Linked DNA regions of Homo sapiens: all the other regions are linked to region 7. The links are chromatin contacts, found by Hi-C or POLR2A ChIA-PET in ENCODE. All regions are on one chromosome and are shown on one strand. The core of a region is the stretch at or near the end of the contact, and the rest is flanking DNA. Distances in the headings are between cores, read along the strand shown.

What was found. A loop is a pair of places that touch in the nucleus more often than their neighbours do. ChIA-PET counts read pairs that join two places held with the same protein, here RNA polymerase II (POLR2A). Pooled maps may share reads with other maps.
Region 1: a pooled map shows a loop between it and region 7 (28-fold over the local background). The contact joins the promoter of GSK3B here to the promoter of OSBPL11 in region 7. A Hi-C loop is called at or near these places in 1 of 37 single-sample maps with no recorded cell type and 7 of 50 pooled maps. POLR2A ChIA-PET finds 5 or more read pairs at or near these places in 4 of 52 experiments (B cell, CD8-positive, alpha-beta T cell, T-cell and 1 more).
Region 2: a pooled map shows a loop between it and region 7 (22-fold over the local background). The contact joins the promoter of LRRC58 here to the promoter of OSBPL11 in region 7. A Hi-C loop is called at or near these places in 4 of 50 pooled maps. POLR2A ChIA-PET finds 5 or more read pairs at or near these places in 3 of 52 experiments (GM12878, activated B cell and naive thymus-derived CD4-positive, alpha-beta T cell).
Region 3: a loop to region 7 is called in a map of CD8-positive, alpha-beta T cell, with 7 times the contacts of the local background. The contact joins the promoter of ATP2C1 here to the promoter of OSBPL11 in region 7. A Hi-C loop is called at or near these places in 2 of 168 maps with a recorded cell type or tissue (CD8-positive, alpha-beta T cell and naive thymus-derived CD4-positive, alpha-beta T cell) and 6 of 50 pooled maps. POLR2A ChIA-PET finds 5 or more read pairs at or near these places in 1 of 52 experiments (activated B cell).
Region 4: a map of B cell shows a loop between it and region 7 (23-fold over the local background). The contact joins the promoter of DNAJC13 here to the promoter of OSBPL11 in region 7. A Hi-C loop is called at or near these places in 3 of 168 maps with a recorded cell type or tissue (B cell and naive thymus-derived CD4-positive, alpha-beta T cell) and 9 of 50 pooled maps.
Region 5: a loop to region 7 is called in a map of CD4-positive, alpha-beta T cell, with 21 times the contacts of the local background. The contact joins the promoter of TIMMDC1 here to the promoter of OSBPL11 in region 7. A Hi-C loop is called at or near these places in 2 of 168 maps with a recorded cell type or tissue (CD4-positive, alpha-beta T cell and CD8-positive, alpha-beta T cell) and 4 of 50 pooled maps.
Region 6: a loop to region 7 is called in a map of B cell, with 16 times the contacts of the local background. The contact joins the promoter of TMEM39A here to the promoter of OSBPL11 in region 7. A Hi-C loop is called at or near these places in 1 of 168 maps with a recorded cell type or tissue (B cell) and 5 of 50 pooled maps. POLR2A ChIA-PET finds 5 or more read pairs at or near these places in 1 of 52 experiments (B cell).

The regions. Positions count from the first base shown.
Region 1 is chr3:120,093,159-120,095,907 of GRCh38, forward strand. It overlaps GSK3B (glycogen synthase kinase 3 beta), which reads right to left and starts at 1,289. Exons shown (of 11, transcript NM_001146156.2): 1 at 189-1,289. The coding sequence starts at 276. It overlaps GSK3B-DT (GSK3B divergent transcript), which reads left to right and starts at 1,946. Exons shown (of 3, transcript NR_186629.1): 1 at 1,946-2,620. RefSeq lists enhancers at 1,468-1,877, 1,504-1,798, 2,078-2,397.
Region 2 is chr3:120,347,807-120,350,608 of GRCh38, forward strand. It overlaps LRRC58 (leucine rich repeat containing 58), which reads right to left and starts at 1,548. Exons shown (of 4, transcript NM_001099678.2): 1 at 938-1,548. The coding sequence starts at 1,437. It also overlaps the pseudogene BTNL12P. RefSeq lists an enhancer at 814-863 and a silencer at 1,214-1,543.
Region 3 is chr3:130,892,692-130,895,391 of GRCh38, forward strand. It overlaps ATP2C1 (ATPase secretory pathway Ca2+ transporting 1), which reads left to right and starts at 1,393. Exons shown (of 28, transcript NM_001378687.1): 1 at 1,393-1,646; 2 at 1,899-2,084. The coding sequence starts at 2,079. LOC107986023 (a long non-coding RNA gene) reads right to left here and starts at 1,230. Exons shown (of 3, transcript XR_001740492.2): 1 at 165-1,230. RefSeq lists an enhancer at 948-1,167 and a silencer at 1,258-1,647.
Region 4 is chr3:132,415,884-132,418,819 of GRCh38, forward strand. DNAJC13 (DnaJ heat shock protein family (Hsp40) member C13) reads left to right here and starts at 1,619. Exons shown (of 56, transcript NM_015268.4): 1 at 1,619-1,877. RefSeq lists silencers at 1,309-1,408, 1,689-1,828 and enhancers at 1,859-2,008, 1,948-2,483.
Region 5 is chr3:119,497,225-119,500,167 of GRCh38, forward strand. It overlaps TIMMDC1 (translocase of inner mitochondrial membrane domain containing 1), which reads left to right and starts at 1,323. Exons shown (of 7, transcript NM_016589.4): 1 at 1,323-1,703. The coding sequence starts at 1,510. RefSeq lists an enhancer at 1,063-1,112.
Region 6 is chr3:119,462,193-119,465,101 of GRCh38, forward strand. TMEM39A (transmembrane protein 39A) reads right to left here and starts at 1,423. Exons shown (of 9, transcript NM_018266.3): 1 at 1,144-1,423. RefSeq lists enhancers at 1,094-1,583, 1,614-1,673.
Region 7 is chr3:125,594,064-125,596,763 of GRCh38, forward strand. It overlaps OSBPL11 (oxysterol binding protein like 11), which reads right to left and starts at 1,434. Exons shown (of 13, transcript NM_022776.5): 1 at 574-1,434. The coding sequence starts at 737. RefSeq lists enhancers at 1-21, 982-1,041 and a silencer at 1,142-1,551.

The DNA of each region.
Region 1 (2,749 bases), core at 39-2,538, 5.5 Mb before region 7:
AATGAGACCGGGGGAGGGGGTATGGGAGGAGTAAAAAGGGAGCTGCTTCATCCTTGACTGAAGATAGGTTTTGCCCTTTTCCATTGCCTGTTTATCAGGAGGTCTAATAATTTCAGATCCTGGTATTTCGAGGTTTCTTATTTTAAGGGCGAGGTGGAAAAGGGGTGTAAAATAAAACCAATACTCACTGCTAACTTTCATGCTGCCAAAAGCTGAAGGCTGCTGCACCGGCTTGCAGCTCTCCGCAAAGGAGGTGGTTCTGGGCCGCCCTGACATGATCACTCTCTTCGCGAATCACCTTTTCCTTCCTTCCTCCTTTTCTTCCTTTTGTCTTTATGTTGGGGTGTTAGGTTAACGATAAATGCAGCATTAAGTTCTCCCACAGAAGAAAAAGAAAAAGACTTCGTCCTCTTGGCTTTTCACTCCTTTTGTATACTATAAAAAACAAAACAAGCGATATATTTCTCCTTCAAGACAGATCGGCACGGATATTTAACATATAGATGATTTAGGACTTGGGAAAAAATACAATTCTTTCCCCTCCCTTTCCTGGGAGGAGAGAAAAGAGAGGGCAAATCCTAAAAAAATATGTATCACGTGAAACGGGGGCAAATACTTGATTGAAAATGAGTACTTCGAATATTATATTTTCCTCGGGGATTTTTTTTCCGAGTCAATGAAGAAGGGAAGCGGCGGAAGGATCACGAGTCTCACGCTTGAAGAGAAAGGGGGATGGGTAGGAGGGAGGGAGAGGGAGGGAGGGGGTGGCTCGGAGATGCGACGGGAAACGCTGCAGCTCCGGCAAGCCGCGGGATCCGGCGGGCTGACGGCAGGGGCCCGGCGAACTAGAGGGCGGCGGAGTCGCGAGTCAGTCAGAGGCGGGCGGTGGCGGTGGCGGCGGCTCCTCTCCTCATTGCGCCAGGAGCAGCTGCAGGCGGCGGCTGGATCCAGCGGCCATGGCGGTGGCGGAGGCAGCTCCCTTCAGACCCCAGGCAGCGGCTCCTCGACTGTTCCCCATTCGCCGGGGACATGGGAACCCGGCAACCGCTTCCGTCCCTCGGGGCCCCCTCCCCCGTCCGCGGCAACAGCTCGGCCGCCCTCCCGCCCCTCGGCTCTGCTCGGTGCCCGCTCAGGAAGTGTCCGCGCTTTGCCCCAGCCCAGAGCCCTGTCAGCGGCTGCGGGGCCGGCTCCTCCTCGCTTCCTTCCTTCCTTTGTCACTTGGCCCGGGCGGCGGCGGCGGCGGCGGCGGCACAAGCCCGCATTCGCCCGGGTCAGGAGCTGCTCTGTGTGAGGAGCGCTGTCTGCGCAGCCGCCTTGCACTTCCCCACTCCTCCTCCCCCCTCCTACTCGTCCTCCACCTCCTTCCTCCCCCACCCAGCCTTACACCGCCCAGCGCCCCGCCGCCCGCGTAACAGGCGTCTGGGAATCGCCGGCCGAGCCCCACGCTCGCCCGCTTCGGCTGGGAGCCGAAGCCCGAACGGAGCCAATCACGGACGTCGTTTGTTTGCGGCTCCTCCCGGAAAAAGCCGATCAGCCTGAGAAACCAATTAGAAAGTGACGCTGGGAAGCCACGCCCAAAGAGCGGAAAATGCCGAAGGTAGCCGAACGGAAAGGGTGAATTCGCCTTGTTCGGTGGCTGGCTGGAGGAGACATTCGACAATGGCAACAGTGGCCAATCAGAGTCGCCGGCCCTTACGAAGAGGCTTGAAGAGTTGAGGACGGTGAAACCCAGAGACGCTGGTGAAACTGCACGGCTGGGCGCCGCCGCCGCTTTGTGATTGGCTGGAAAACTCCGCTGGGAGCGTACCTCCTTCGGTGATTGGTGAAGAGAAGGGGGCTTCCGAGGACAGTCTGGCCAGTCAGGACTTCCCCTCCCTCTCCAAGGTGGGGAGAAGAAAGCGAAGGGAGGGCGTCTATAAAGCGCTGTCTCATTGGCCTGAAGCTTAGGCGCTGGAGTTGGGGCAAAAGGGAGAGGGAGGGAGCCCGAAACTCGCGGCGGCGGCCAATCGGCTCTCACTGCCGTCCAATCGCAAGACCTAGCTGCAGTGTGATTGGCCTTCGGCCCCGGTCCCAGGAGCGGGGAGATGCCTGACTCGGGTCGTGGCTGACGACCCGACGGTTCGCCTGCGGCCGCCTCCAACAACGGTGGAAACCGCACACAGGGACCGCGGGCCCTCGGTGCAGCAAATCGGAAAGTGCTGCGGTCGGCGGCCCTGGGCTCTGAGCGCTCAAGCGAGCAGAGGGGTGGAGGGGCTCTCCCCACCCACAGGAGGCTCTCGGCGGGGCGCAGCCAATTCTGCGCGCCCAAGGCTCCCCTCTGCCGTGGATCGCGTGTGCCGAGTGTTGGCCTCTTCCCCGAAAGGGCCAGACGGACCAAGGGGGCCTTCCCAGCCGGCTGCAAGCTCTCAGACGCTAAAATGGGAACAAAGCTTCCAGAAAGGCAGCGCCTTTGGGCGGCCGCGCCCCGCCCAGCCGCGGGGGCCATTGATACAGAGGCTTGCTGCGCTTGGTGTGCGCGGCCCGGCCGGGCCTCTGGAAACGCCCATGAGAAATGAGCTCATGCTGGATGCGCGCGCTCCTTGGGCGCAACTGCCCAGCGCAAAACGGGCCCCGAAAGCAGGTGAGGGGAAATGCCGTCAGGCCGGATATCCTGAAGCCTCCGAGGAAATGGGGGGGTCAGAGGAGCCCGTGGTAGCTTTGGATCTTTTGGAACTAGGGTGATCTATAAAAGTGCAGCTTGAGAAGATTT
Region 2 (2,802 bases), core at 298-2,797, 5.2 Mb before region 7:
TCTTTTTCGTTTTGTACAATACATTTGGCTCTATTTCCCACTCCCCCACCGGGCACTTTTATTATCCTGTTTCTCTGCTTCCTCCTAAAGTTAAATTTAACATATTTACTGCATAATCTAGTAGGTGAAGCAGATAATTCCTGTAAACAAGGAATCATATCCAATAAGGTAAATGCAAAGGCAAGATGAATGAAGCACAGAGAAAGTACAGCATAGGCTGTACTTTTTTGTGCAGGGAGTAGTAACGAAAAAAATTGTTGTGCAGGGAGTAGTAAAAAAGGAATCACAGAGATGATTAACTTGAGATAGCTTTTGAAGGATGATAGGCGTTTGCCAGGTGAAGGAAACATTCCAAGCAAGGGAAACAGCACGTGTACAGAGGCACTGCATCCATTCAACACATACTGAGTGCCTACCAGCAACTCCAAGCTGCTTTCTCTACGTGGGAAAATGCATAGGTCACTGAACTCCACAAATGGTAGTTGGTACTGCCACAGAGAAGAGGAAGCTGCAAATGTAGTGGAAAGCAAGGGTTAGATCAGAGCACCTTGTACGCCACGCTCAAAGGCACGTACTTTGATCTATAGAGATGGAAATCCACGGAAGACTTTTGAGCAAAGAAGTGACAACCTCTGATTTACATCTGTTTTGAGTTTCCACTCAGTTTGGATCACGCCCCAGATTCAATAAGGAAGACAGAAAAAATGCCTCGAGAATCTGCATAGGCCAAACACAACACACCAAACAGTCACACATGCGAACATACTAGGTATTTACAACAACTTGCTGAGATGGTTGGGCAGAACTCACTACCGCACAGTTAAAGAGAAAGCTTGGAAATAGTTACGTGACAAACGTTGAGGTGCCCAGGCCCGGCGCCCCAGGGTTCCCGGACACCGCCCGAGGCCTCCCCACCCTCCGGCACACACCCGCTCACCTCTGCAAGTTCTCGATCTCAGCCGGGATGCTCTGCAGTTGGTTGCCGCCCAGGCTCAGGGTCTGCAGCGCGCGCAGCTCTAAGAGCGAGGCAGGCACCTCCTGGAAACAGTTGCCGCTGAGGTTGAGCACCTGGAGGCTGCGGCAGAGCGGCGACTGGGCCAGGCCCTTGGGCAGCGCACTGGGCCCGCCGAGCCGGTTGTTCTTGGCCAGCAGCGTGCGCAGGCCGCGCAGAGCGAGCAGCTCCGGCCCGAGCGCGGTCAACGCGTTGCCGCTCACGTCCAGCAGCTGGAGGTGCGGGAAGCCGCTGCCCAGCGCCCGTGGCAGCGACACCAGACGGTTGTGAGGCAGCAGCAGCCGCAGCAGCGCCTCCCGCGCCCCGCGCCGCTCCTCCCCCCGCGCCTCCAGCTCAGACTCCAGCGTCTCGGTGGACACGCTGAGGCGGGACCAGTTCAGTTCGGCCTCCCCGGCCGTGACCACCGCTGCTCCGGCCTCCTCCATCCTGGCCACCGCACGGCGCGTGGCGCCGGATTCCCCAGAGCGCCGCGCGCGGTCCAGAGGCCGGGAGCTCTGCGGCGCCCCGGAACCTGAACCGAGGGCTGAGTCGGAAGTGGCGCGGGCGGGCGCAAACCCTGCGCGCCTTGGCCGAGTCACGCGACGCGAGTCCTGGGGTGCGCGCGCCGCTCCGGGGCGGGCTCTGCCTCACGAGGCGCGGGGCGCGGAGTGGCAAGAGCGCAGCATGGGCTGCGCAGAACTGAGGCAGACACCCAGAGGCTGCCAAATTGTCATCTGAGCCGGACCGGGTTTCGGCGGCCGCGCTTTATAGTCGCTGGAGCCTGGTGACCTATTCCAGGGCTACAAGACTGCCTCGGCAAACAGCCCAAGGATGTTCGGTTATCTCGCCTTGAGGGTTCGCGCGTCACGTGCCCCCCCCGTCCCCCGCTTGTTTTTCAGTTTAAAAGTGGGGCCCGTGTCTGCAGGACTCTGTGAGCACACAGTAATTTAGTGGTGATTTAGCTCCATGACAGAAAACCGCAGGAATTTAAAGTCCGAGGATTAACAAAGCCGACCTCGAAATGTGAACGCAGCTGGACTAGACCTCAGAACCCCCGGACCCTTACTGGAGGTTCCGCTGTTAAATAGCCTAGGGCAGGGATTTGATTTCAGTTGCCCCATGCATAAAATATGGGTAACACCCGCACTACTTGCCCCACAGAATTATTTTTTTCTTTTTTAAGGCAGAAATGTGTATCAAGTAAGGACGTTTTGCCCGTTTTAATTGTAGAAGCACATACGTGGCTTTTGGTGTAAGTTGTGTCTAGGAGTGAATTTGGGAGATATGGAGGCGGTTGCATGATTTGAGATAGCTCAAATTAATGAGTTAGTTTAAAAACTCAAAGCATAGAGTTTGTACTGCAGGTCAAAACTACAGTTTGGGAAAATCCTGATCTGGTACTAATTTAGTAATTCTAATTAACGTATTTTTCATCCTTGTCCCAAACTCAATCTTTTCTGAAATTACATTTTATGATTTTGAAAAGTAATGAATAGAAATGAGAAAAAATGCTTAGCTTTTTTTTTTTTTAACAAAGCTTATACATAAGAAAGTTAAGTGGTCGTGTATAATCAACGACATTAAATTGCTTTCCTCCTTAAAAAAGGAAAGTCGTTTTTTTCTTGCCAGTCATTTATTTGTATGAGAAACTATGCCTTTACTCTGCAGTCAAACTTTAATTTCTGATTGAGTGGTAGTCCTAGAAGGACGTACTTTGTATGTTTAAGCTAATGGTGGAATGCTTTTTAAAACTGATGAGTCATCTGTTTTGAAAGAGTCCTTTTAAGAACAGACCTTATTTTGGGTCAAGC
Region 3 (2,700 bases), core at 143-2,642, 5.3 Mb after region 7:
GTGGATCATAGTTAACTCGTTAAGACTAGAAATCTACTTGATAGTGATTTTTATGGGTTCATCTTTAAAAGTGACCTCGCTGAATAAAAGTTCAATATTTCTTAAAAGAAAGGTAAATCTAGAAAGCTGTCCAGAATTTTCAATCCTAGTCTAGTACCACTTACTTGGGAACAAATATAGAAACACAGGCAACCCCGTCCGTTAATTCTGATGTTGAACGTGTGGTTAGAGAGCACACTGCGATATGTTACAGGACCTGAGATAAAAAGCAAATTTGTAAAGTGTCTAAGTGTTGATGGAGAAAAACACATCTAGCATATACGGAAATTTTCTTTTGAGTTCTCTGTAGGATGATCACCAACTCAGTAGGTGAAGCCCTGCCCTCTAGTGGTTATGGGTGTGAGAGGACTTCTGTTCAACATTATATGTCTGGCTCACCACGGTTTATTAAAACCAATCGTTCATTAAAAAGCACTTATTAGGGGTCTGGGTAAGATGCCGAGCAAGTGAAATGTTTACGTGTGAAAAGGCATTGACACTGGACAAAGGTACAGCTGCTAAAAGAAGTGCTCGTTCATTGGCTTCGACAGCTGTACGACTGGTTTCTAATTGCTGTTCCAGCCTCTCCCCAGTTCCATATACCACAAACGAATGAAAAAGATTAGCTCTCCCTGGAGCTCTCTGAGGCTGAACCTTGCTCTCTCATTACACATGGTAACTAAGCACACCCCTTAAAGAATTTTGGGAAGTCGCCCCGCGATTACCGGCTCCCCCAAGAACCAAGCAGTCAGTGCAGGGTTTTGCAAGTGAGAGTGCGAGACTCGGGAGGCTGCTCACGGTGCTCCAGTCCCTGGCAGGAGCATGGACACCTCGCCCCTTCCTTCCGTGGGCCTCAACGTTGCCTGCTGAGATTGTGACTGCCACCCCGACGGGAGCAGCTTCCCCTACAGACTTTGTAGAGAGCGCTTAAACGCCTCGGGGACAGCGGCCATGACTCTCAGCTTGGGCCGACCCCGCGGCCGCCCCACGGGAATGCGTGGCCGACACGGGGCGTGGGCGAATCTCCGACCCTCGCGTTCAGGGGGTGCATATAAACGGGCGGACACCGTCCCTGGGGTAAGGGAGGCGCCAGCAAGAACAAGGCGGGCCACCAACCCCGAGCGACCTCCTACCGGACGGATCCAAACCCAAACATTGTCCATTCCGGGCCGAAGTCTCGGCCTTCACTTCACTTCCGCCTTCCCAGCCCGTGAACACGAATGCGCCTGCGCGCACCTCTCTCAGCGGAAGTAATAGTGACAAAGCTGGGTTCGCGGCTGGCCCAGGAGTGCGGGGCGCGACTGGGCGGCCGGCGGCGGGGAGGGGCGGAGCGCAGGAGTCGGAGGCGGGAGCAGACCAGCACGGCCTCGCGGAGCCGGCCCGGCGGACCGTGACGGGTCCCCTCACCTCCTCTTCTCTCCCCTCCCCGCCCGCCCTCTCTCCCTCCCTTCCTCCCTCCCGCTCGCTTCTTCTCACGCCGGGAGCAGGCTCCCGCCTCGCACCGCTGCCCCGCGAGCAGCTCCTCTTCTCCCGAGGCGCGCGGGGCGCCCCCGCGAGCCCCGCGGCTGAGACCCCGCAGCCTGGAGGAGGGCTGTCCGGGGCTTTGGGTGGGTACCAGTATTACCTCCTGCCCCCATTTCTAGAAACTTCCAGGTTCTGAAGGAAGGGGAGGTTCGGGTATCCCCTGGATGGGGGGGCATCTCTAGGGCGCCGCCCCGCTGGCGTGAGCTGGGGACGTTGCGGGCACACGACGGGGCGGGTGCGGGATCTTGGGGAGGGGGGCTCCCGAGATAGTGGCTGGGCGGGGAACTCCTTCCTCAGCCTCTCGTCAGCGCCGCTTCTCCTGGTTTCTCTTGCAGATGCTGCTGCTAGGGGTGGTGGGAGCAGCCGTGGGACGCGTGGCCGGGAGCGGGGGTGACAGCCTGGGATTCCGGGGGCTTCTCTTCCTTGTCCTCCTCCTCTCCTCTCTATTCCCAGTGTGGCCGTGGCTGACACTAAAGACTTTGTAGCCATCAACCCGAGTGCAGTTTCGATGGAAAATGAAGGTAAAGGCCCCTGGCCGACCGGTTGCAACGCGGAGTTGAGGGTGTGGTGGTTTGCTTTTAAGTTGTCTTTGTTTTTCCACCTTTTTATTTTCGTGAGCTTATTTATTTACTGTGTATGTGAAGTGTCCAAGGATTTGCTTACTTAGGGTATCCAGCTTTTATTTTGGTAACATGGGGCATTTGAGAGATTGAGGTTCTGTGGGTGACTGAGCTTGATTCAGCTTTCTTGAGGAATTCCTGCTCTCTTCAGCTTAGGGAATGAGAGGGAAGTTTTCATTTCAGATAGCGTCTGTGCATGTTTAAATAGCTATTTGAAAGGAATTACTCGAGGGGAAGTGGAAATGGGGGACAAGGGGATGGGGCTGCATCTCTGTATATTGGCGTTTCAAGCCTCGATGTGGTGTGTGGCAGGATTCATTTATAAGAAAGCAAGCCATGTTTTATTATGTCTAGCATTGGGGAAAAAACTCATTATTTTTCAATTCACAAAAAAAACCCAGTGAATTTAATGAAATGTTATGAGATGAGTGCTTTTCTTAAAGTTCCACCCTATTTCAAAACATCATTTAGGAGGCTGACAGCGGAACCTGTTTGTTCACTGTACACTTTGGACACA
Region 4 (2,936 bases), core at 369-2,868, 6.8 Mb after region 7:
TTAATCTTGGCTCAACCTTTAGGAGTTAGGTCACCTTTAGCAAGTCTCCTGGACTCTCTGGGTCTGCTGCTTCTCTAAAATCGAAATAATATACCCCACATTTACTTTTGGGATTACTGGAAGGCTTTGTAACCACATAAACACGTTTCTGTTTCCATGGGATAAGCCAATAAGGCCCCTTAACACAGCCCTCCTGTTTCTTTTTCCTCCTCCTCCCTTCCTACTCTATTTCGGGTTCTGTCTTCCCACACCCAGCTATTCCTAGTACCTTCCCTTACATGCACCTTATCTTACTGCTGCATTACAGAAAAGTCTAAGGATAAACACAAATAGTCTTTTTCCGCCCTAAGGTAGGGCAAAGGGTTAATAGAATCAAGAGGTAAAGTCTGTAAAAACCATTTTTCCACATTTTTTCATCCTGCAATCGCTGTCTATAAAATGAGCCAACTTGCTGAAGGGGACGCCAAGAAATCACAATTTCAGGACTGCCATGAAGAATGAGTATTCAACTCCTTATCAGAGACCTTTAACCCTTATACAATAATGTATCCATGCAGGTCACCCTACACTGCCTCTACTCTGAAGTCTGCAGCAGAATCACTATTTTTTTTTTAATCACTAATTTTTAAACTGTGGTCTTTACGGCTCAGATCTGGGAGTGGACATTGACCTTTCTTATTTAAACCATTGCCCACAGATAACACATAATTTCTAGCCGAATCCTTTAGTCCCAATATCCCCTCTTTTCACTGCCCTGACTTCCCTCTCAGGTGAGGTTCAGGAAGATGGTTATCTAGAGGGCACAGGTTCTGGGTTCAAATTACTTGGGTGCAAACATGAAATCCACTACTCTGAGGCTGGGCCTCAACTTATCTGCAAAACGAGGATGATTCGTATCTCAGAGAGTTGAAGATTAAGCAGCTTTAAGTAAACTTCTAAACACTTGATCCGGACACAATAAATGGGGCTACCAGAACTATCTTTCCAGCATTCCCACCTGCAAATGCCTTAGGCGTCTCTGAGAATTTGGTCTCTGAGACCTTCCAGAGCATCCATAACTTAAACCCTGCTCTGCTGTCGTTCAGGACGTCTCAATAGTAAATGAACCTGCTGGCTCCCAATCCAGCCAAACCAGGAGATAGGCTGAGGCTTCAGACTGCCTCGCAGATGCTCCATGGCACTTGACGGCAAGAGCTAAAAAGAGGTGATTTAAAACAAGATTTCCTCGGACTTAAAGCTTAAGTACCGGGTTGCGACCCTACTCTCCGCAGGACATAAGCGGAGGGGCGCGGCCCTAAGGCACACGCCGGAGGGGCGTGGTCATGGGCACCCGCCGGAGGGGCGTGGTCATGGGCACCCGCGCGCGCCCAGGGGCGTGTCCTTTTCAGCACCCACCGAGGCGCCAGCCCCCTGACGCGCTGCGTGGAATCCAAATCCCACGGCCGGTGTCGTTACTCTGCGCATGTGTAGCTGCTGGGGGCTGGCCGGAGGAAAGCAGAATTTCAGGGAAAGAACGATCGGGACGGGGAGGACGGGGAGGGCGGGGCAGAAGACGGAAGAGTTGAAATCAGCTGACTGGGTCTCGTGACAGCCTGGGCGGTGGCGACGCAGGCGTATTAGAGCGCGCTCGCTCAAAGCCTGAGCGAAGATGGCGGCCTCCAGAGTGAAACTCTGAGAGGCAGAGGGAGGAGGCGGAGGGGGCGGGGAGGCAGCGCCGCGGCGGCACCAGGAACCCGCGGCAGCGGAGCTGCAGGGCCCCGGCGGGGGAAAGGGGAAGTGGTGAGGGTGAGGAGGCCGGAGGGCGCCTCATCCCACTCTGGAAGCTGAGCCGGCGGCGGGAGGAGCTAGGGCTGGAGCCTCTCCAGCCTCCCGCGAAGGTAAAGCCGACTCCGGGCACTGGGCTCTGGGGCTCTGCCTTACTCCCTTCCCACGCCGTGGGGACTTTGTGGGGCTCAGGGCAGGGAAAACGGGGTGGTCTTGGCTGCTGCAGCCTGCAGCTGCTAAGGAAGCAGATTACCCTTCCCCCAGGCTGCTGGTCTGGTTCCTTTCGTTGGACGCCCCCCCGGCTTTGAGTGACATTAGCTCAGGGCGCTGCCCTGTCCAGCCCCACCCCTTTTTTTTGCTTGTTTTATACCTAGTACGCTCCTCCACTCGCCTTAACATATCCTTACCCCACAGGCTCTTCATTCCCTTGTGGGTTCCGCCCTCGGGATTCCCTTCCAGTCTCCTAGTCTGAGCACCCTTCCTGCTGGATGCCGGCAACTCTTGTTTCCTTGGGTCAGCGACCCTCCTTCCGAACAAGTCCTGCAGACTGACTTTCTTTGCTTTGTTTCGTTTTGTTAGGAAATGAGCATCCGCGTCGTCTGTTCTCCAGTACTTTTTCTAAAATCATTTTCTCCCCTAAGGCTTTTCCTTCCTGCAAGGCAGCTTATTCACGTGGCCTTTCCTCCGCTGCTGTGATTTTATCTTTGAATGTGGCCTTTGGAGTGGGTAAAGTAGGACTTAGACGCTCAGTGAAGTGGCTGTTAATCACTTGATACTTAACTATGTTTAAGAGTGCCTTCCCTTAAATTTTCTCCTTTTGTAGCGTGTTCCGTTAACCACGTTTGTCTTAAGATTGTTTCCTGTGTCCGTTGCTTAGAGGGGGGAAAAAAGTAAAGATTTCACCCTAATGTGGCGGTGGTCTCCCAAAGTAATTATTTCTCATTTTCCCTCTGCTTTTCCCTTTTACGTTATTCTGATTTCCCTCAAAAAGGAGGTTCTGTACCTGATGCTGTTGCGTCCTCTATGAAGGGCTTTATAGTGTACAGTTATGTTGAGCCTTTTGTAATACAGTGTCTTGGGGAAAAAAGTAGAAGTTCAGAACCTGCCCCCAGTAATTCTTTCTTACTATATTTTCTTTCTCAGTTTATGGACTTGATAGGTTTCTAGGTTTG
Region 5 (2,943 bases), core at 73-2,572, 6.1 Mb before region 7:
GATAAGCAGTAATCCAGAGCCAGAAGTCAGGAGATCTGAATTATTCAACAAATATTTACTGAGCACCTACTGCGGTTCTAGGTCCTGGAGATACAGAGATGAATATATTTGGTCTGTGATCTCAAGGATAGTTTATTGAGACAGATTAATAGGAAATTATGATGCAGTGTTGTAAGTGCTACGATGAGTGCTGAATCAAATCTCATATCCCAGAGTAGTCTTCATGGCGCTGTCACTAATTGAGCTGGTCACTCTAGTCAGTCACTTCTCAGGGACTTATGTGTAGCATTTCCAGCTATCAAATTCCTAAGTCCACTTACTGTATTCTACTACAGTGTGGCAGTTTTGATTGACAACTAGAAAGGAATCAAGGAGGTGAAGGGATTGGCAAAATGAATAAGGGAGTATGCTTGTTAACAAGGATTGAATGAAATTACACGAATATTGAGAATATTTTAAATGCATTCATTTTAATGAAAACTGTACTTCGAAGCATATGTTAGCAGAGGTTGTAGTGACGGCAAATTATACAAACACTTGATAGAAATTCCAGAAATTCTCCTGCCTTTTGAGAAGCAGTAGGCATATGAACTAAAGGGAGTGAAATCCACCTTAGGAAGACCTGCCAAAAAGCTGATTCTTCAAAAAAGTGTTCTCGAAATCTTAGTGTAACTGGCACCAACACCCATCCCCAATGCCTCGTTTTTTTTCCAGCAGAACTGACAAGGTACAAACGGACCCCGCCCAGCCTGGAAGGCTTCTCTAATGTTGGCAGAGTAGGTTGGACTTGTTTTTGCACAAATCGCCTTTCCCTCTTTCCCTACTCCACTTGCACTGAATATTGCACTTTCTTCCTTACTGAAGCGGGATTCCTGCCTTTTTTTTTTTTTTTTGAGACAGATTTTCGCTCTTGTTGCCCAGGCTGCAGTGCAGTGGTGTGATCTCGGCTCACTGCAACCTCCGCCTCCCGGGTTCAAGCGATTCTCCTACCTCAGCCTCCCGAGTAGCTAGGATTACAGGCGCCCGCCACCATGCCCGGCTAATTCCTGGCATTTTAAATACGATAAATTACTTCAACCTATGACCACCTCAAGCTGAATATAAGTAGCCGCAGACACCGTTTGCATGACCCAGGAACCACAAACACGGAGCGAAGGCCTGCCGGGACCACGCTGAGCTTCACTACTGGCAGCCAACTCACTTCCGGGGGTGCACTCAGCACAGCAGTGGCCCAACCCGCCCTCAACCGGAAGTCTTTTGGGCTCCGGCTTCGCCGTCGCCCCGCCCCCTGGCCTTTGCCCCGGTCGGGCGGGACTTCCTGTGTCGTATTTCCAAGGACTCCAAAGCGAGGCCGGGGACTGAAGGTGTGGGTGTCGAGCCCTCTGGCAGAGGGTTAACCTGGGTCAAATGCACGGATTCTCACCTCGTACAGTTACGCTCTCCCGCGGCACGTCCGCGAGGACTTGAAGTCCTGAGCGCTCAAGTTTGTCCGTAGGTCGAGAGAAGGCCATGGAGGTGCCGCCACCGGCACCGCGGAGCTTTCTCTGTAGAGCATTGTGCCTATTTCCCCGAGTCTTTGCTGCCGAAGCTGTGACTGCCGATTCGGAAGTCCTTGAGGAGCGTCAGAAGCGGCTTCCCTACGTCCCAGAGCCCTATTACCCGGAATCTGGATGGGACCGCCTCCGGGAGCTGTTTGGCAAAGAGTAAAAGTGCCTAGGGTGTGAAGTGGGGTAGGGGGCCGCGAAAGCGGTGTCCTGCAGCGTGGGCAGCCTGGGTCAGCCTTAGGACACCAAGGATGGTGTGCTTCATTTTTAGATTATATTTGAGGTTCTGATATTTGTAACCCAAGCTTGTATCTTTTTTCTTTCTTTTTTTTTTTTTTTTTTCCAGACAGGGTCTTGCTCTGTCGCCCAGGCTGGAGTGCTGTGGTGCTATCTCGGCTCACTGCAACCTCTGCCTCTGGGACTCAAGTGATCCTCCCACCTCAGCCTCCCGATTAATTGGGACTACAGGCGCGCACCACCACGCCCGGCTAATTTTTTTTTAATGTATTTTTTATAGACAGGGTTCTTACCATGTTGCCTAGGCTGGTCTTGAACTCTTGGACTTAGGCGATCCGCCTACCTCGGCCTCCCAAAGTGCTGGGATTACAGGCGTGAGCCACCGCGCCAGCCCAAACTCGTATTTTTCTTTCTTTTTTTTTTTTTTTTCGAGACTGAGTCGCGCTCTATCGCCCAGGCTGGAGTGCAGTGGTGCGATCTTGGCTCACTGCACTCTTCACTTCCCAGGTTCAAGCGGTTCTCCTGCCTCAGCCTCCAGAGTAGCTGGGATTACAGTTGCCCACTACCATGCCCAGCTAATTTTTGTATTTTTAGTAGAGACAGGATTTCACCATTCGCCAGGCTGGTCTGGAACTCCTGACCTCACGTGATCTGCCTGTTTCCGCCTCCCAAAGTGCTGGGATTACAGGCCTGAGCCACCGCGGCTGGACTGCGCCCGGCCTAGAAGGGCAATTATTTTATAGTAACTTAATACTTAAGACAGCTATTTGTTAGAGCAGTCTCAGGATGACATCTTGGAAGCTTCATTAGCAGTTCTAGCTTCTTATGCATTTGAGAGTAACAAATCGAATTAAATAGTAGTTTTTCCTTGTTATTTTAGATTGGCATGTGCCACCCACTGCATAGTGAACTTTCCCAGTGCGTTTTTAAAAAAACATTTATTTGTTTATTTTTAGAGCCAGGATCTTTGCTATGTTGCTATGCTGGATTTGAACTCGGGCTCAAGTCCTACCTCAGCCTCCTAAGTTAGCTGTGACTACAGGCGTGTGCTACTGTGCCCAGCCCAGTGCTTTTATTAGTACAGTCCTATCTGAGTATTTCATGAAATTATTTAGTAAAATAGAATTTAGATTTTTTGTCTTACATCCACGTTTTTATTCTT
Region 6 (2,909 bases), core at 173-2,672, 6.1 Mb before region 7:
AAGTAGGCAACAAAACAACGACAAACACTGAGTAAGCAGGCCTTACAAAATAAGATTTTCAAACGAATGTTCCCAGTGTCTACTACTTACGTTATTCGAATTAAAGGACTACTCAGACTCTAATGGGTCAAAAGCCTAAGTTCTGATCTAAGCTCTGTTCAGCTTTAGGCAAGTGATGATTTGTGTCTTTTGTCAACTGATTTGTATCATCTGTAAGATATTATAATCAAATAGAAGTTTACAAGAAACATCACACCTTATACATTTCCAGCTCAATGTTTCACACTTAAACTACTTGAAATATAGAAGAATTGGCACTTTATAAAACATTAGGTTTTGTTATCAAGGGATATGGCTTGTGAGCTCAGATGGTCACATATTATCTGACCTTATCCGGATAAGTTAACTTCTGAGTGTGTTCTTCTGAGTGTGTTTCTTCAAGGGGGGGGGGCGGGGGGGGGGAGTGTCCCCTGTTCTGCAGAGGTTGTCAGGACTGAGGAAGTGGAATGAAAGGGTACCAGTAGTTCTTTTAACAGTTTAAAAGTAAAACTGTTCGAGTGGTATCTCTATATGTTAGGGTTAAAATATTGAAAGAAACTCTTCAAGGGGATGCCCGCTCCAGAAAAGCTGGTGTAAAATCATACAGAAATTACTGAAACTGCAAGATTAAGAAGCAAGTAAAAGATAAAGATCCTCACTGGAAAAAAAAAAAAAAGCTCTTTTCATCATTCTACGGCAAAAATCATGATTCTGTCAACATGGATACCAATGTTTCCTAAACAATACAACTAAAACCCAAGGATGACACTGGAAAAAACCCGTGTTTTCAAATGCTCCCTATTCCTAACAGCCTTCGGCTGTAAACTAACCCCAAGTCAAACAAAGCATTCAAACCGCTGGATGCAGGGGCTGCTGGTCCTTGCTCCATTAACAAGCAAAGGGAAAGAAAAGTGCAGGGAAAAAACTGGGACGGAAGAGGTGAGAGTATGCGGTGTGGTGGACTGCAGGAGACCACAAACTTCAACAGACTGGTCCCTAAGAGAAGTCGGCAGAAAGGTAGACAAAGCAGTCTCCGCCGCACACCCAAGAGGGCCGAGGCAGGTCCAGGACAGCCGGACCTTGGGGCAGCTCAGTAATACTCACGCATGGAAGAGTCCCAGCCGGTGGGGCGGGGTCCCTAGAAAGCGGCGACAACTTTACAGACTGGACCCCAGGTAAGGGAACTCCCTCCCAGCGTTGGAACGCTGCAAACCAGCTGCTTGGACGCAGGCAGCCCCCGCCTAGAGAATCAAGAAAAGGTGTCCAGGCTTCGGGCTGCCAGACTCAGACCCAGACTCCGACGCAGTTCCAGTGCCAGAGCTAAAGCTAGAGCCAGAGCCTGATACTTCAGCACCCATCCCTAGCCTCCATTACCGCGGAGCTGAGCAGACGTGGCAGCGCACGGCGATGACGTCAGCTACGCGACCGCGGTCTGCCCCAGCCGCGAGTGCGTCCCCGGAATCAGCCGGCACGACAACCCCTACCATTTGCACCTGCGCAGTGGGGCGCGCCTTCTCCTCTTAACTCGCGGTCCCGCCCCTTCCGGCCAGTGTTGGCCAAAGCATTTCCTCTTTCGGCCTCAGTCAGCTAGCGGCTGCTAGGTGCGGGCACCATGCTACTGATCCTTCTTGCTGTCTCTTGGACTCCATGTAGTAACCATGTACAAGTTATCACCGCCATTTTACAGATGAGTGTAGATTAGGAGGTGTCACCTAGGGTCACGTTACTGCTAAGTGAGGGAGCCCAAGTCATGAAGTCATGCGTCAGCATCCAACCCTGCGCTTATTGTTTGCTAAGAACTAGACAGATGCTGTGGTTACAAAGCGAATACCACAAAAGCTCAGAGTCTAGTGGAAGAGAGGCGACACTAAGAAAATACAGTAATTACCATTTGTTACAATATTAAAAGTGTGTCCAAGGTCCAGAGATAGCATGTAACACTAACGAATTCTGTGGGATGGTGGTGATGTCAATACCAAGAAAAGCTTTGCAGAGAGCTTGGGGTTTCAGCCAAGACTCCACAAAGGCATAGGGGCTTTGTGGGAGAATGGCAGTCCTCCTGGAGAAGTGGCAGATAAAAAGGTAAAGATCTGTGAGCAACGTCATCTTGAGTTCAGGAATTGACAATAGTTTGGTATTAGAAGAAGATAAGAGTGTCAAAAGGAGCATTTGTGTAATCTTTCACTCCAGAGATTTTAATCTCCTTAATAGAAAGTTGTTTGTATTGATTGAATGATTAACCTTTATTAAGAATTTTGTTGTGTCAGGCACTGGATTAGTAGCTTTACACATTTCATTTAAATCTCACATTTTGATAGCTTCTACTATGGTTATTATTTTACAGAAGAAACTGAAGTTAAGAGAAGTTAAGTAGCTTGTTGAAAATAGCCTGCCTGGCCAGGCAGGGTGGCTCATGACTGTAATTCCAACACTGGGAGGCCAAGGCAGGAGGATCACTTGAGCCCAAGAGTTTGAGACCACCCTGAGCAATATAGTGGAACCTTGTCTCTATGAAAAAAGTAAAAAAATAAATCGGGCATGGTGGCTCACACCTGTAGTCCCAGCTACTTGGGAGGCTGAGGTGGGAGGATCACTTGAGCCCTGGAGGTCAAGTTTGCAGTGAGCCGAGATTGTGCCACTGCACTCCAGCCTGGGCAACAGAGAGAGACCCTGTCTCAAAAATAATAATAATAATAATAGAAAAAAAAGAAAATAGCCTGGCTAATAAGAGCCAGAACCAGAATTTAGAGCCAGAATGACTGATATCGAAACCAGTAAAGTTGCTAATATTCCCAAATATTCCTAATGTCCTAATGTACCACAGAGCTGTCACTTAGGAATACACACAAGTCTCCAACTTAGGATGGTTT
Region 7 (2,700 bases), core at 184-2,683:
TGAGCAACGCAAACTGAACATCTCCAGGCTCAGGTTTAGTTTATCAGAGGCATTAGGATCTCTACCTTTGTCCTTGCATTCCAATTACTTATGTACATTCCCCTTTCCAAGTCACAAATACCTTCAGGGCAAGAATCTTTTCTGATTCTGGAGAAGCTCTGGACAAGTAAGTTTTGAGCACCAGTATTTGCTACCCTCTCGAGAAAGCTGAGTTAAACAGTTCCTGCCCTCGCAGTCTATCAGAGAAAGCTGGCTTGTAAATAAATTGCAACATAGGCAAAAGCAGAAGTGAGTACAGAATTAAATCTGAGGAAGCATTAACTCTCTGACTGTAGAGGAAGTTCAGGGATACATTTCTGTGTTCCTCAAAAGGCCTTCCATAAATACCTGTTGAATGAACAAATGAATGGATTAAATCTTTTAGGCGAGGTCCCAGATCCAAACGAGATGTATCAGTAGCTTCTGGAAGCCAGTGAAAAAACTTTTATCTTTCAACAATTGCGGGATGCAGCCTCCAGGGCATATTCACCCCTACCTCCACCTCGGGAAATAATTTTGGAGAAAGGAGCATACCTGTACTGCCAGCCTTTTGCACTGCCACCGCGGCTGCTGCTGCTGCTACTGATTCCACCTCCACAGCTGCTGTTCTTGTTCGGGGTCACCGCTGTGGCCTGGCCCTCCAGCTTTCCTTCGCTCTCCGAGACTTTCATTGTGGACACTGGTTCACCCCCCTGCATCTTAACGCCAAAGTCCACTTGCCCTTCTTGAGCGGGAGAGAACAATTCTGTAGTTCTGTAGGTGACTTTTTTTTTTTAAGATTTGATCTGAATATGATACCGGTTGCTAAATCACACGGCGGCTGGGGCGGGACTGTCAAATGGTCCAGAAAAGGAAGATACACATTCCCACAGAAGTTAAACTTTTGAGAGGGCAGGGGAAGCAACGAGGACAGATATCCTTCACATGTATCTCTCTCCTTTCCGGCAAAAGCAAGGAGGAAAAAGCATCCGGCGAGAAGACTTAAGTGACATACTCAAAAGAGAAGGAGTGTGGGGAGGTCGCAGATTCTGTAGCCAAGACGGCTGGGAAAAGGACGGAGCGCCACGGACAGGGGACCCGCGGCCTAACCTCGGGGCTGACCCGCCGCGCTCCCTCGTCTCCTCCGCAGGTCCTCAGGCAGTGCGTCCAGTCAAGCCCGCTCGGCAGTTCCCGCCGCAGCCCCCGAGATACAGCCAGGGCCGGCGCGCGCAGCCGGGGAGGAGGGTCGGGGAATGAGGCCGCCGGGGGCGGGACGCCGGCTCCCGGGGCCGCCTCTCCCAGGGCCAGAGGCGAGCCACTCGGGACAACTTCCTCTTATGCCCCTGGCCCGGGCCCTCGACTGGGTTCCCAGGAGCCGGTGAGTCTCTCGCGCTATCTCCAGACCCAAGCGCGAATGCCAGGGCCGCGGCCGCCGCCCCACCCACAGCCCCACAGCCCCACAGCCCCACAGCGGGTCAGCCACCCCCCGCCCCCTGCTCCCTTCCCGCCTTCCCTTCCGGAGTAGCGTGAGCTCACTTCCCTCACAGCCGAAGCGTCTGGCGCCATCTTGGGTCAGGGCGGCGGGTCCCTGAAGGAGGCGGAGGCTCTGGGAGCTGGTAGCTGGGCGACTGGCTGATGGGCGAGGGAGGGCGAGGGAGGGCGCCGCAACGGAACGAGGAACCCGGACAGTGAAGGAGGAAGAAACAAAGGAGCCAGCAGCACTAGAGAGTTCCCTTCTGGTGTGTGAGTGCCCGCCTTCCTTTTTTTTTTTTTTTTTTTTGAGACGGAGTCTCGCTCTGTCGCCCAGGCTGGAGTGCAGTGGCGCGATCTCGGCTCACTGCAAGCTCCGCCTCCCGGATTCACGCCATTCTCCTGCCTCAGCCTCCCAAGTAGCTGGGACTACAGGCACCCGCCACTACGCCCGGCTAGTTTTTTGTATTTTTAGTAGAGACGGGGTTTCACCGTTTTAGCCGGGATGGTCTCGATCTCCTGACCTCGTGATCCGCCCGCCTCGGCCTCCCAAAGTGCTGGGATTACAGGCGTGAGCCACCGCGCCCGGCCGAGTGCCCGCCTTCCTAACCACGTCCTAGCCTTCCATTTGAGGGGCCGTTCCAGGCATTTTAGGAAGAAAGCTTACAAAAATAAGAAAGTACAAGAACGAAGCAAACATCTGTACGTTTTAGTTACTTGGGGTGGGGGGGGGGCAAGCATGACATTGGAGTAAAGCCAATCATTATTATAAATTAAAAAGAAGCTGTCATGGAAATTAGAGATCTCAGAACAGAGCTAGGTACTCTTCCAGACCCCAGACAAATCTTTCACCTTGTTTAGGCCTTGGTTTTGGATTTGTAAAACAAGAGTGCATGGGTAGATTTCTAAAGTCTCTCCTAATTGCTAATTTTAGTTTATAATAACATGACTTGAGGCTGGGCACAGTGGCTCACGCCTGTAATCCCAGCACTTTGGGAGGCCGAGGTGGGCGGATCACTTGAGGTCAGGAGTTCGAGACCAGCCTGGCCAACATGGTGAAACCCATTCTCAACTAAAAATACAAAAATTAACCGGGCATGGTGGTGCGTGCCCGTAATCCCAGCTACTTAAGAGGCTGAGACAGAAGAATCACTTGAGCCTGGGAGGCGGACGTTGCAGTGAGCCTGAGGAAGGAGAGAGACCCTCTCATAT